Regions from separate parts of the Mus musculus genome. Here region 2 is linked to region 1. A link is a loop called in an ENCODE intact Hi-C map of the cell type or tissue named here. Cell type or tissue: gastrocnemius. All regions are shown on one strand. Links, peaks and the distances in the headings refer to the core of each region. The heading gives the core; the rest is flanking DNA. Region 1 holds the start of Las1l (LAS1-like (S. cerevisiae)). Region 2 holds the start of Eif2s3x (eukaryotic translation initiation factor 2, subunit 3, structural gene X-linked).

Region 1 (5,382 bases), core at 1-5,000:
AGAGACATAAGTGGCATAGTCCAAAAAACTGTTTTACTCAAAATTCCTTATGAAGTACCTTTCTACTGACTTCCCCATTCTTATGCTTGGTGTCAGCCAGAGCAGGGATAGTCCCTACCCACCCCAACATTTACTAAGGGAAACAACACAGACAAATAAGACACTTCTGGTCTTGGCAAATTTGGTCTAGAATAATCATGACATATGTAGAACACAATATGCTGTAGATGTCAGAATAAATGACTACATGAAATAATATGGGGAACACAGATAAGTGACAGAAACAGAGGACAAAGGGAGAGACATCCAAACAGATTGAACAAGGCTTTGTCACATGAGAAAACTCAGTAGTAGCCCTCCCCCCAACATGTATGAAATATTCTGAATTTCATACCTCCTACACATTCTAGAAGGGAAGGAAGAACAGAAGAGAAAAAACTTTCTGGAAAAGGGAAAGAGGGTTGTGTGGACAAGACATACCTGTGAACAAGACATAGTCATGGCCACGTTAAAAAAACAAAAACAAAAACAAAACTCAGAGGTTGATTCACCCACAAAGGCCCATCCGTGGCTTTTTGTTTCAGGTAGTACCCGAATCCATGTTTACCAGTTCCCAAAGCCAACACCCCAGTCTTACCCTGTGCAGGTCTTACCTGACCAATGCCATGCCATAGAGCAGTCTAAGTTCATCAGTGCCCAAGGTACCGGCTGCATCGATGAGCTTGCATCTTACCAGGTCAGCAGTAGAAGCCACTGCCAGGGGCAGTTCGTTGCCTAACCTAAAGGGCCACAGCACCATCATAAAAATCAGTACATTGTTCTATCCTCTACCAGAGAAGCTTGGTCGTTGTACTATACACCCCCCACCCCCCCCCTACATACTGAAAAGTGCACGGAGATACAAAACCCTGTGGAAAAGACGGGGTCAAGTCCCCGGGATCCAACAATAATAAAGGAATTGAGAAGCTGGCTGGGGTGAACAGGACATCAACAGTTGTGTGGACACAGTCCGTTTTCTCCCCGCTCAAATTATTTAGGTATGGGAACCCCAAATCTCTATATCCCGCCCCCATCAAACGAACTGAGCCTTCTCAATCCTGAATCTAACCTAAACGGTGACAGTCCAATCCCTAACTGGAACCAGAAAGCCACCCTAACATATCAACCTACTCTTTTAGTCCCGGGCTCAGGTTCCCTCTATTTTGGACATAAAACTTAAACCTCACAGACACAAAAATATTATTGGAACGTACGCCCTGTTTTCCTTCGACGAGTACAGGAGCATGGCTGCAACTTTTCCCCAGGCACTTAGGAGAGAGGCACCATAAGGCAATTTCAGGGAAGGCTATAGAAGATGTGGCCGTAGGGGAATTCGACCAAGGAAGGAGTGAGGCACCACCAGCGCCCAGGCAGGAGGGTTGACCCGGCCGCCTTACCTGCTCCTCCATACTGTAATTCGGTTCAGCGCATACTGCTGCAACTTGTGATCATCGCAGAACAGATAAACCGTCACTTGCTCCCACTCAGCCCTGCTGAGCCAAGAGACGACGATACCCCTGGCACTCGGCGACTCAGGCTGGTTCTCTTTGAAGGACTGCCCGTCCCACGCACGCCACACGCGATCCATGCCCTGGGAGCCAAGAGCAGGTCTCCGCCCGGATTCCCAACCTCAACTGAAGTGCGCAGCATGCTGCGCTACACACTGCCCTTGCTCCAAACGGCACACCATTAGCCAATTGGAGAATATGACCCCGACGTCAGCCCGCCTCTCAACGTGACTGTAGCCAATAGGAACGTGGGACACAGGTCTGACGTGCGGAATTCTGGCACCGCTCGCTGCCGGAAGCGTTCATTCACAAAGCCGCCTACCCAGAAACACAGTCCTTTCAGCTTCTAGGTTCCCATAATTTCCTGTCTTGTTGAGCGTCGTCTGTCCCAGCGTGTATGGACTTTAAGGAGAAAAACAAAAACAAAACAAAACAAAGCTTTGCGCCCCTTGGCGGTCTACGGAAGAATTGCTCTCGATTACAGTACTTAGGGTGCTTTCAAGGTTCTTTTTTTTTTTTTTTTTTTTTTGGTTTTTGGCTTTAAGATTTGGTAGAACAAAATCGGCTTTCTTGACAAGTACTGAGTAAATTAATAGCAGCATGTTAGGAGGAAGGAAAGAGAACAGTGTGAGAAGGGTCAGAACCAGTAAAAGATGATAATAGGGGCAGGAAGTTAATATGAGCAAAGTACATGCGTGAAAATGTCATAACGGAACCCACTATCTTATATGTTAAATAGCGGTAAGAGCACTGACTGCTCTTCCGAAGGTCCTGAGTCCAAATCCCAGCAACCACATGGTGGCTCACAACCATCTGTAATGGGATCTGATGTCCTCTTCTGGGGCGTCTGAAGACAGCTACAGTGTACTTATTTATAATAATAGTAAATAAATCTTTGGGCCGAACTGAGCAGGGACTGAGAGAGCAGGGCTGACCTGGGGGAGCAGGGACTGAGCTCGCGGAGTTGATTGGAGCAAGCGAGGTCTAGAGGAGCAAGCAGGTTGACTGGAGCGAGCACAGGTCCTAAATTCAATTCCGAACAATCAGATGAAGGCTCACAACTATATGTACAGCTACAGTGTGTACTCATATACATAAAATAAATAAATAAATAAATAAATAAATAAATAAATAAATCTTTTTTAAAATAAAAGCATTACTAAGAAATATGTAAGCTGATAGATGCCCGTTGCACAGTGATTTAAGGCCTGAATGACTGGAATTAGAATTATCTTGAGAGTATAGAATCAGGGTTCTAGTCTTACCTTTCCTTTGCCACTATCAATGTGACCTTGGACAAGTCTCTGCCCCTTTCCTGAGGTTATTAGTCTAGACTCCAGTTATCTACCACATCCCTGTGCAAATGCTTTCAGTTAATACTCTTTCCCTTGCTTTCATATGACTCCCCATAACACTCATGAATGACTTTCATGTTTATCTCCCACTACAAAGCCATCTATTGTGTTGTTCTTTAAGTATTCTCCCTATGACGATAGCCTAAATAAAATAATTCTTCTAGTTGACCTGTGCATTTTGTCATTTTACTGAAGTTGGTTTTGTCTTTATTAATTTACCAGTGAGGACACTGAAGCTCAGCCCTGTGGCCTCGTATGGGACTGCTAAGAAAGGAGGTAAATGAGCCAGAGGTGGTTCCATTGTTCAAATGGCAGAAGACTGGAGTGCAGATCACCTGTTAACTCCAGTGCCACAGACACCAAACACCAATGGCTTCATCTGGCACCTGGATTCATATAACATACCCCAACACAAATACATATAATTAAAAACTCTAAAGAATTAAGAAAACATGTTTTCTTAAGTTATGTGTAACTCTAAGGCTAGTCTCAGTTTAAAATTCTCAGATACGGAGCTGTGTTCTCCCTGTTTACACTACTTAAGACCATGAGAACTATAAAAACAAGAGACCCCAGTGTTTAATACACTATCCCCAACAGTTATCCCCACTATGTTTCATATTTATCAGATGGTTCCTAAACAAAGGCATTACTGTGGTGTTTCTTGGATTTTCTTTTTGATATCAAGGTTTAGTTTATGTGTCTGAGTGTTTGTTTGCATATATATCTGGGTACCAAGTGTGTGCTGGTGCCCACGGCTGTTCCTGCCTCTCTTAATCTCTGCCTCTGCCTGTGCATTTCTTTTTTGTTTTGGTTTGGTTTTGTCTTTGTTTTTTTTTCTTTTTTTCAAAAACAATTTTTATTAGATATTTTCTTCATTTACATTTCAAATGCAATCCCGAAAGTTCCCTATACCCTCCCCACGCCCTGCCTGTGCATTTTGAACTCTCTCCTTATAGCACTGCCTCCCCACCCCTGCAGCTTCCCCTCTGCCTCTTTGCCTCCACCTCCTCTCCACCCTGTCTCTCTGCCTTTTCACCCCTGCCTCTCTAAGTCTCCCCTCTGCCGCTTTGCTTCTCCCTCTGCCAGTGCTTGCCTGCCTCTACTGTTTCTCTGCCCCTCGGGCTCTACCTCTTCCACTTCACCCCTCTGAACCTCTGCCTGTCACTCAGCCTGTACATTTCTGCCTCTGCCTCTCTGCATCCATGCTCCTTCGCTCCTCTGCCTCCATATCTCTGCCTCTCCCTGTACTACTCTGTGTCTCCCACTCTGCCTCTTCCTGTCTACAAATGCTTTTGCTGCTCTGCCTCTGCCCCTCGACCTCTTTGCCTTCTCCAATCACCTCTTCCCCTCTCCTCTGACTTTTTGCCTCATTACCTGACTCTGCCTTCCTGCTTCTACTGACCTGGACCAGGAAGTTGTTCTTGAGTAAAGGTCTCTGAGGGGAAGGAGCAGGAAATAAAGGTAAGAGAAAATTTGGGATCAGGAGGTCTTGCTCAAGCCAGTTTCCTAAGCCACACAACTTCATACTTACTGTTGGCAGGAGAGAGGGATAGTCAAGGTCCCCAGAAAGCTAAACGATACAATGATGACAAAGAGAACACGGCATGCCCAGATCCCAGAAACTGCAACTCTGACTCCTTTGAGGCCCTGCCCCCAGGCCCAGAAAGGACCCTGCCAAGTAGGCCCCTTGTCTTTTCATCAGGACCTGAGAGAGCCATGGATGGGCCTGGCTCCCAGCAGGTTTCCTTATTTTTTTTAAGCTAGATGAGCTCTTAGTGTTTCATTGTCTAAGAGACCCTTGACACCCCTTAAATTAACAAATCCCTCCTAATATTATTTTTCTTTTTTAAAAAAATGATTTATTTATGTGAGTACACTGTTGTTCTCTTCAGACACATTAGAGGAGGACATCTGATGCCATTATAGATGGTTGTGAGCCACCATATGGTTGCTGGAAAGTGAACTCAAGACCTCTGGAAGAGCAGTCGGTGCTCTTAACCACTGAGCCATCTCTCCAACCCCGCCTCCTAATATTTTCAAAGAAATCACTAACACAAGTAATCAGTATACACGTGCACGTACACACACACACACACACACACACACACACCACATAGCATGTCTGGGTGTGTGTTGGAGCTTGCTCCACCTGCTAATTTATGTATGTATGTGTGAAATGTTTGGAGTCTGCTTGTTGGACCCTTGCTCTAACCATTCCATGTGTGAATGTGTATATATCTGTGTATACGCACACACACACACACACAATTGCTGGATGGAAGGAGCAATGCACCAACCCATCAACCCACCATATACGTAAATCTTACACATACACATAGTTGATGAGTGTTTCAACCCTCATACTTTATTCTTTCTTCCATAGCTTATACATCCCAACAAAATCTTTCAAGCAATATACAATTACAATGTGCTGAGGTTTTAGTTTTCTTCTAGTAAATGGTTATGAAAATACAATG
Region 2 (5,382 bases), core at 279-5,278, 1.7 Mb before region 1:
TACAAAGTTCCAGGATGGCCAGGGCTATACAGAGAAACCCTGTCTCCAAAAACAAAAAAAAATTTTCTGTGATTTTTTTAAAAAAAAGAAAATAAATTCCTAAACTGTCATCATGACAATGACTCAACAGGTAAAAGCACTTGTCACAAGTGCCTTAGGACCAGATTCCAATACCTAGAACCTATAGGAAAGGGAGAGAACCAATTCCTAAAAGTTGTCCTGCTTTCCACACATTATAAATCTTCTCAGGCCCGGCGGTGGTGGTGCACGCCTTCAATCTCAGCACTTGGGAGGCAGAGGCAGGCGGATTTCTGAGTTCAAGGCCAGCCTGGTCTACAGAGTGAGGTCCAGGACAGCCAGAGAAACCCTGTCTCGAAAAAAACCAAGCTTCTCAGACCAGTTTTAGTAGAGTATATACTTGGGAGTAAGAAGCAGGATTTGAGGCCAGCCTGGACAATGCGGAGAGATGCAATAAAATTTAAAAGAGTAGTCCCAGCTCCTGGGGAGCAGAGGCAGTCTAAGAACTCACTTCAACTCTGAGTTTAAGCTTAGCTTGGTCTACAAAGTGAGTTCCTGGACAGCCAGGGCTATGTAGACAGACCTTATCTCAAACAAAAATTAAATATGTTTAAATGTTCACTTGAAATGTTGTTATCCTGACTGAAAAATTATTCATTTACATACTCTTCTACTAGTTCAAAACAACAACAAAACCCCTAAAATCACCCCCGAAACAAAACAAAAACACCAAAGATGTCAAGCACACAGCCATCATACTGTCATATTAGACAAACTCTGATACAACACACTCATAACCCTTGTATTCAGAAGTCTGAGGAGAAGGATTGCCTTGACTTAAAAGTCAGCCCAGACTTCATAGTGAATGCCAAGCTAGGCAGTCTCCCTAGAATAGCTAGCCGGAACACATAGCAAGCCTGTCTCACTTCCTCCCCAAATCCAACATCAAAAACCCAACCATACCCTATTCATACTCAAGCAATACCAATTCATACCTCAACAGTTCTAGGCGCCAATTAAGGGGGAGGAAAGAAGTGGACTTAATTATAGCTTATATATCAAATAAAACTGCCATAAACTATCCCGTATGGCAGCAAAGTGCATTTGTACCTCATAATTCACTACTCTATGATTACATACTACCTTGGACTATGAAACTTTTCTTTCATACATATCTCAAAAAAAAAAAAGTAGCAATATTTTGTTAGTAAGGGTACCACAGCATTCTTTTGACACACTGACCTACTCAGGACAATTTCCAAATAAATGTCCACATTACTCAATGAATTACATAAAAGAAAGGGTTAAAATTACTTGTAAGTCAAGTAAGTCTTCAAGCTATCTTACCAATATTAATTGTAGCTTGTCTGCTGATAACTTCATGTGAAAGTGGTGTCAACTTGGTAACATCCTGAAAAGAAATATATTGTAAAATATAATCAATACAAACCACAAGTTTTCCCTTGACTTTATATTCCTCGGGTACAACTGTATGCTCCGTATGAACAGCTCTCTTCTCCTGCTAAAGCCCCCCCCCCCCCCCCCCCCCCCGCCGGCAACATGCTGTTAAGACTGGGAAGACTATAATGACTATAGTGTCATTGTCACACTAAGACAAGTCCACTCACTAAGAGAGGTCTGGCGATGAAAGGCCACCAAATACTGGAGTCATAACAAGTCCTCAAATGTCTAACACAGTGAACAGTATAGTCCAATTTCCAATCCTTTACAGACTTAAACCTTAACAACTTTTTAACAGTCTCGTTAGTCTCATACTGGCCTCCAACCAGATATAGAGCCAAAAATGTCCTTTATCTTCTAATCTTCCTATTTTCATCTCCTAAGTGCTAGGATTACAGGCGTGCGCCTCTCCGGATGGAACTCAGGGCTGCGTGGATGCTAAGCATACACTCTACGCTATATTAATCATCTCCATTCTGTTTATTAACAAAGCTTAACTCCAGGAATTCCAAGTCTCACAATCGTTCCCCAGTTTGGGGACTAGACAAGGTACTGGCGGTAGAGCTGGCACGCACGCCTTGGACGCTAAGGCTTTAGCTGGCCCAGCTCTAGGATGGCTCCTTCAGCCCACGCTCCAGCCACCCAGGAACCACCTCATCTCCAGGCCCTCCGATGCTCCATTCCCACCCCCCAAGATCACTGGGCTGCTCCCGCCGCAAAGCCAGGGCCTACCAATGTGGCGAGATCCTGTCGGGAAAGATGGGGCTGACCGAGAGTCACTCCACCCTCACCCCCAGCCATCTTGCTCGGAGAGAAAAGGAAAATGCTCGGCAGCCGCCTGACATACCGTAGGCCCCTTGGGCGGAGCGAAGGGGAAGCGGCGGGAAGGCGGACTGCGGCATAGACCTGATGAAAATGATGGCGAATGCAGCACTGACCTGACTGCTCGGACTTCTCTCTGTTTGAATTTGCGCAGGAACGCCGGGCGACCTGACTCGAAAACAGGATACAAAGTTTCAGAACGTATCCGTCTCGGTCCTGTTGGATTTCTGTGCAGGCAAGACTCAGGGCAGCCCCAGGAAAGGCCCCTCGAGGGGAAGGTTATCGATGTGACACTGCGCAGCTCAGAACGGAGAAATCATTTCCGTTTCCTTTTGGAGGCGGGGGCTGGGAGCTGGCCGAAAAGACTTGCCGGCGTCTTTACATTTGGGTGTAAATCAGAAATGTCTCTTTTGTTTGATTCCATTGATTTATTTGTTTTCCCCATTTCTATAATCTACTAAAGCGATAGAGCTATATCAGCTCGGCGTTCTCTTCCGCCTTGCCGGAGCTCTGGACCGCACCGCGTGCTAGGCTGGCCACGCTCGACCGGAGCGGTCCCCAGCGAGCTCGCACAGAGCGCCCTCGCGCGGAGATCTGGGGAAGGGTTCGAGGATGAGATGATGGAGGAAGAGTCCAGTCCTCTCCGACCTCGCCCCCGCCCCTCACCTCCCCTACCCCTTGATCGCTAGAGAAATTTCTAAGGCCAGTGAGATGGTGTATGGTGACATTAGTCTGTATCCGCGTGAATGTAGCCTGGAAGCCGGGTGTCCACAGACTTTTTTTTTTCTGAAGCTGAATCTTGGAAACCCTCCATTAGACATCTTATTTTTCCTCTTGTGTTAAAAATAAGTGATGTTTAATGTGAGTGCTGGCTCCTACGTAATCTCCGCACTCAAGAGGCAGAAACACGAACTGGCTAACCTGGGCTGTGTATAAGGACGCTGTCTTAAAATTAAGGCTAAGGACATAGTTCTTAAGTAGTGGCAGGGTGCTGGAGAGATGGCTCAGAGGCTAAGAGCACTGACTGACTGCCTTTCCAGAGGTCCTGAGTTCAATTCCCAGCAACCACATGGTGACTCACAACCATCTGTAATGAGATAGAGTGCCCTCTTCTGGTGTGTCTGAAGACGGTGACAGCATATTCACATACATATGATAAATAATCTTAAAAAAAATAATGGTAGAAACCAAAATGCTAAAATGTAGTGTATTCTAATCTAGTAAAGGTATTTTATTTGACTTTACCTTTTTTTTTTTTTTTTTTTTTTTTTTTGGTTTTTCGAGACAGGGTTTCTCTGTATAGCCCTGGCTGTCCTGGAACTCACTCTGTAGACCAGGCTGGCCTCGAACTCAGAAATCCACCTGCCTCTGCCTCCCAAGTGCTGGGACTAAAGGCGTGCGCCACCACGCCTGGCTTTAACTTTACCTTTTGTTGTTTGAGACAGGGTCTCACTATACAGGACTTGTCTCTCAAGTGCTGGGGTTAAAGGTGTGAGCCACCATAGCTTCCCTCTTTAACCTTATACCTTTACCTTTTGATTTTATCTTATATTCAGTTTTTTTCATTTTACATTCTAAATAGCTATAGCAGTCAATTAAGGTATTTTTTCATAAAAATATGTAATGTTTGGCCAGGTAGTGGTGGCATATACCTTTAATCCCAGCACTAGGGAGGAGGAGGCAGGCAGATATCTGAGTTCGAGGCCAGCCTGGTCTACATTGGGATAACCAGGACTACACACAGAAACCCTGTCTTCAAAACCAAAAAAAATAAAAAAGTCTTTTGCTGTGTGTGCTGGGGTCCTCGTAATCTCAGCACTAAAAGCACTCAGGAGGCCCAGGCAGGAACTCAGAAAGACTGGGATACACTTCAGTCAATAGAGCATTTGTGAGGCCCTAGAGTCAATCCTTAATACCAAAGAAAGAAAGAAGAAAAAGAAAGTGGCAAGTCAGGCATAATAGCCAGCCAGGGCTATGCATAGAGAAAATTGCATAGAAAAAAAATGAAGTCCCAAAAAATCTTGATGAAGAAAATGATAATGGAGTTTTGTGCAGTGATGGTTATTCTTCCTTTGTGAATATACTAAAACCTAGGTAATTAGGAATTTTAACAGACTGAATCTCTAGATATGTGATTCATAGGACAATAAACTTTTAAATTCATTTATACCAAATGGAACATGAGGTGTTTTATCATCGTAGACTCTTTGGTAGTAGAAATATCGCAGTGAGGCTGGAAAGATGGCTGAGTGGGTAAAAGTGCGTGCCACCAAGCAAGGCCAGGTACCACAAGTTGTCTTCTGATCTCCAAATGTATGCAGCTACACATACATTCACATCCCCTGGAATTAGAGTTACAATTGTGTGAGGCATCACACGGGTTCTCTAAACCTAGCAGTAAGTGTCTTAACCATGGAAGTATCACTCCAGCCCAATGAGCGCAGTTTTAATTTACATCCTCTAATGACTGGTGTGTCTGTGTGTGCTTATGCTGGGGTGGTACTGTGGTAGTAGTGTGGTGTGATGGTACTGGTGATCTGAGCCATATCAGGCCCTCATGCATATTAAGCAAACACTGTCCCACTAAGCTATATACATGCCCAGCCTGAGTATCTTTACATGGATGCATTAGCCATTTTTATTTGAGTTTGAGTAGGGTAAGGGCTGAGAGAGGCTGGTCTCAAACCTTCTGTGTAGATAAGGCTGGCCTTGAACTGATTCTCCTGATTTCACCTTCCAAGTACCGGAATTATACTCATAATTCTTTTTTTTTAAGTTTTTCAAAATAGGGTTTCTCTGTATAGCACTGTCTTGGAACTCACTTTGTAGATCAGGCTGACCTAAAACTCACAGAGATCCTCCTGCCTCTGCCTCCAGAGTGTCAGGATTAAAGGCAATTGTTACTATCACCCAGCTCATAATTCTATCACCCAGCTCATAATTCTTTTTTAAAAAAGAATTTTAAAAGAATTATGATTTTATGTGTATGAATGTGTTGCTTGCATGTCTGTCAGTGAACCATGTGTGGGTAATTGAAGTGGAAACTTCTGGTTTCTTTGGAAAGTCAGTCATGTCAAAGAA

The links. Hi-C counts contacts between places; a loop is a spot of excess contacts. Peaks named below come from ENCODE experiments on the same cell type or tissue, not always from the same donor. Only the 100,000 strongest peaks of a DNase experiment are listed, where the experiment ranks them.
Region 2: a loop joins it to region 1, with 13 times the contacts of the local background. A loop is called at or near these places in 3 of 42 quality-filtered maps.

Annotation. Positions count from the first base shown.
Region 1 is chrX:95,955,222-95,960,603 of GRCm38, forward strand. It overlaps Las1l (LAS1-like (S. cerevisiae)), which reads right to left and starts at 1,753. Exons shown (of 13, transcript NM_152822.3): 1 at 1,437-1,753; 2 at 654-779. The coding sequence starts at 1,627. In gastrocnemius, for the core only: a CTCF peak has its summit at 2,013; DNase peaks (open chromatin) are centred at 1,782 and 2,478; H3K4me3 peaks cover 2,364 bases; H3K27ac peaks cover 1,748 bases.
Region 2 is chrX:94,210,354-94,215,735 of GRCm38, forward strand. Eif2s3x (eukaryotic translation initiation factor 2, subunit 3, structural gene X-linked) reads right to left here and starts at 2,298. Exons shown (of 12, transcript NM_012010.3): 1 at 2,212-2,298; 2 at 1,366-1,429. The coding sequence starts at 2,280. In gastrocnemius, for the core only: a CTCF peak has its summit at 2,881; DNase peaks (open chromatin) are centred at 2,343, 2,607, 2,878 and 3,301; H3K4me3 peaks cover 2,542 bases; H3K27ac peaks cover 1,783 bases.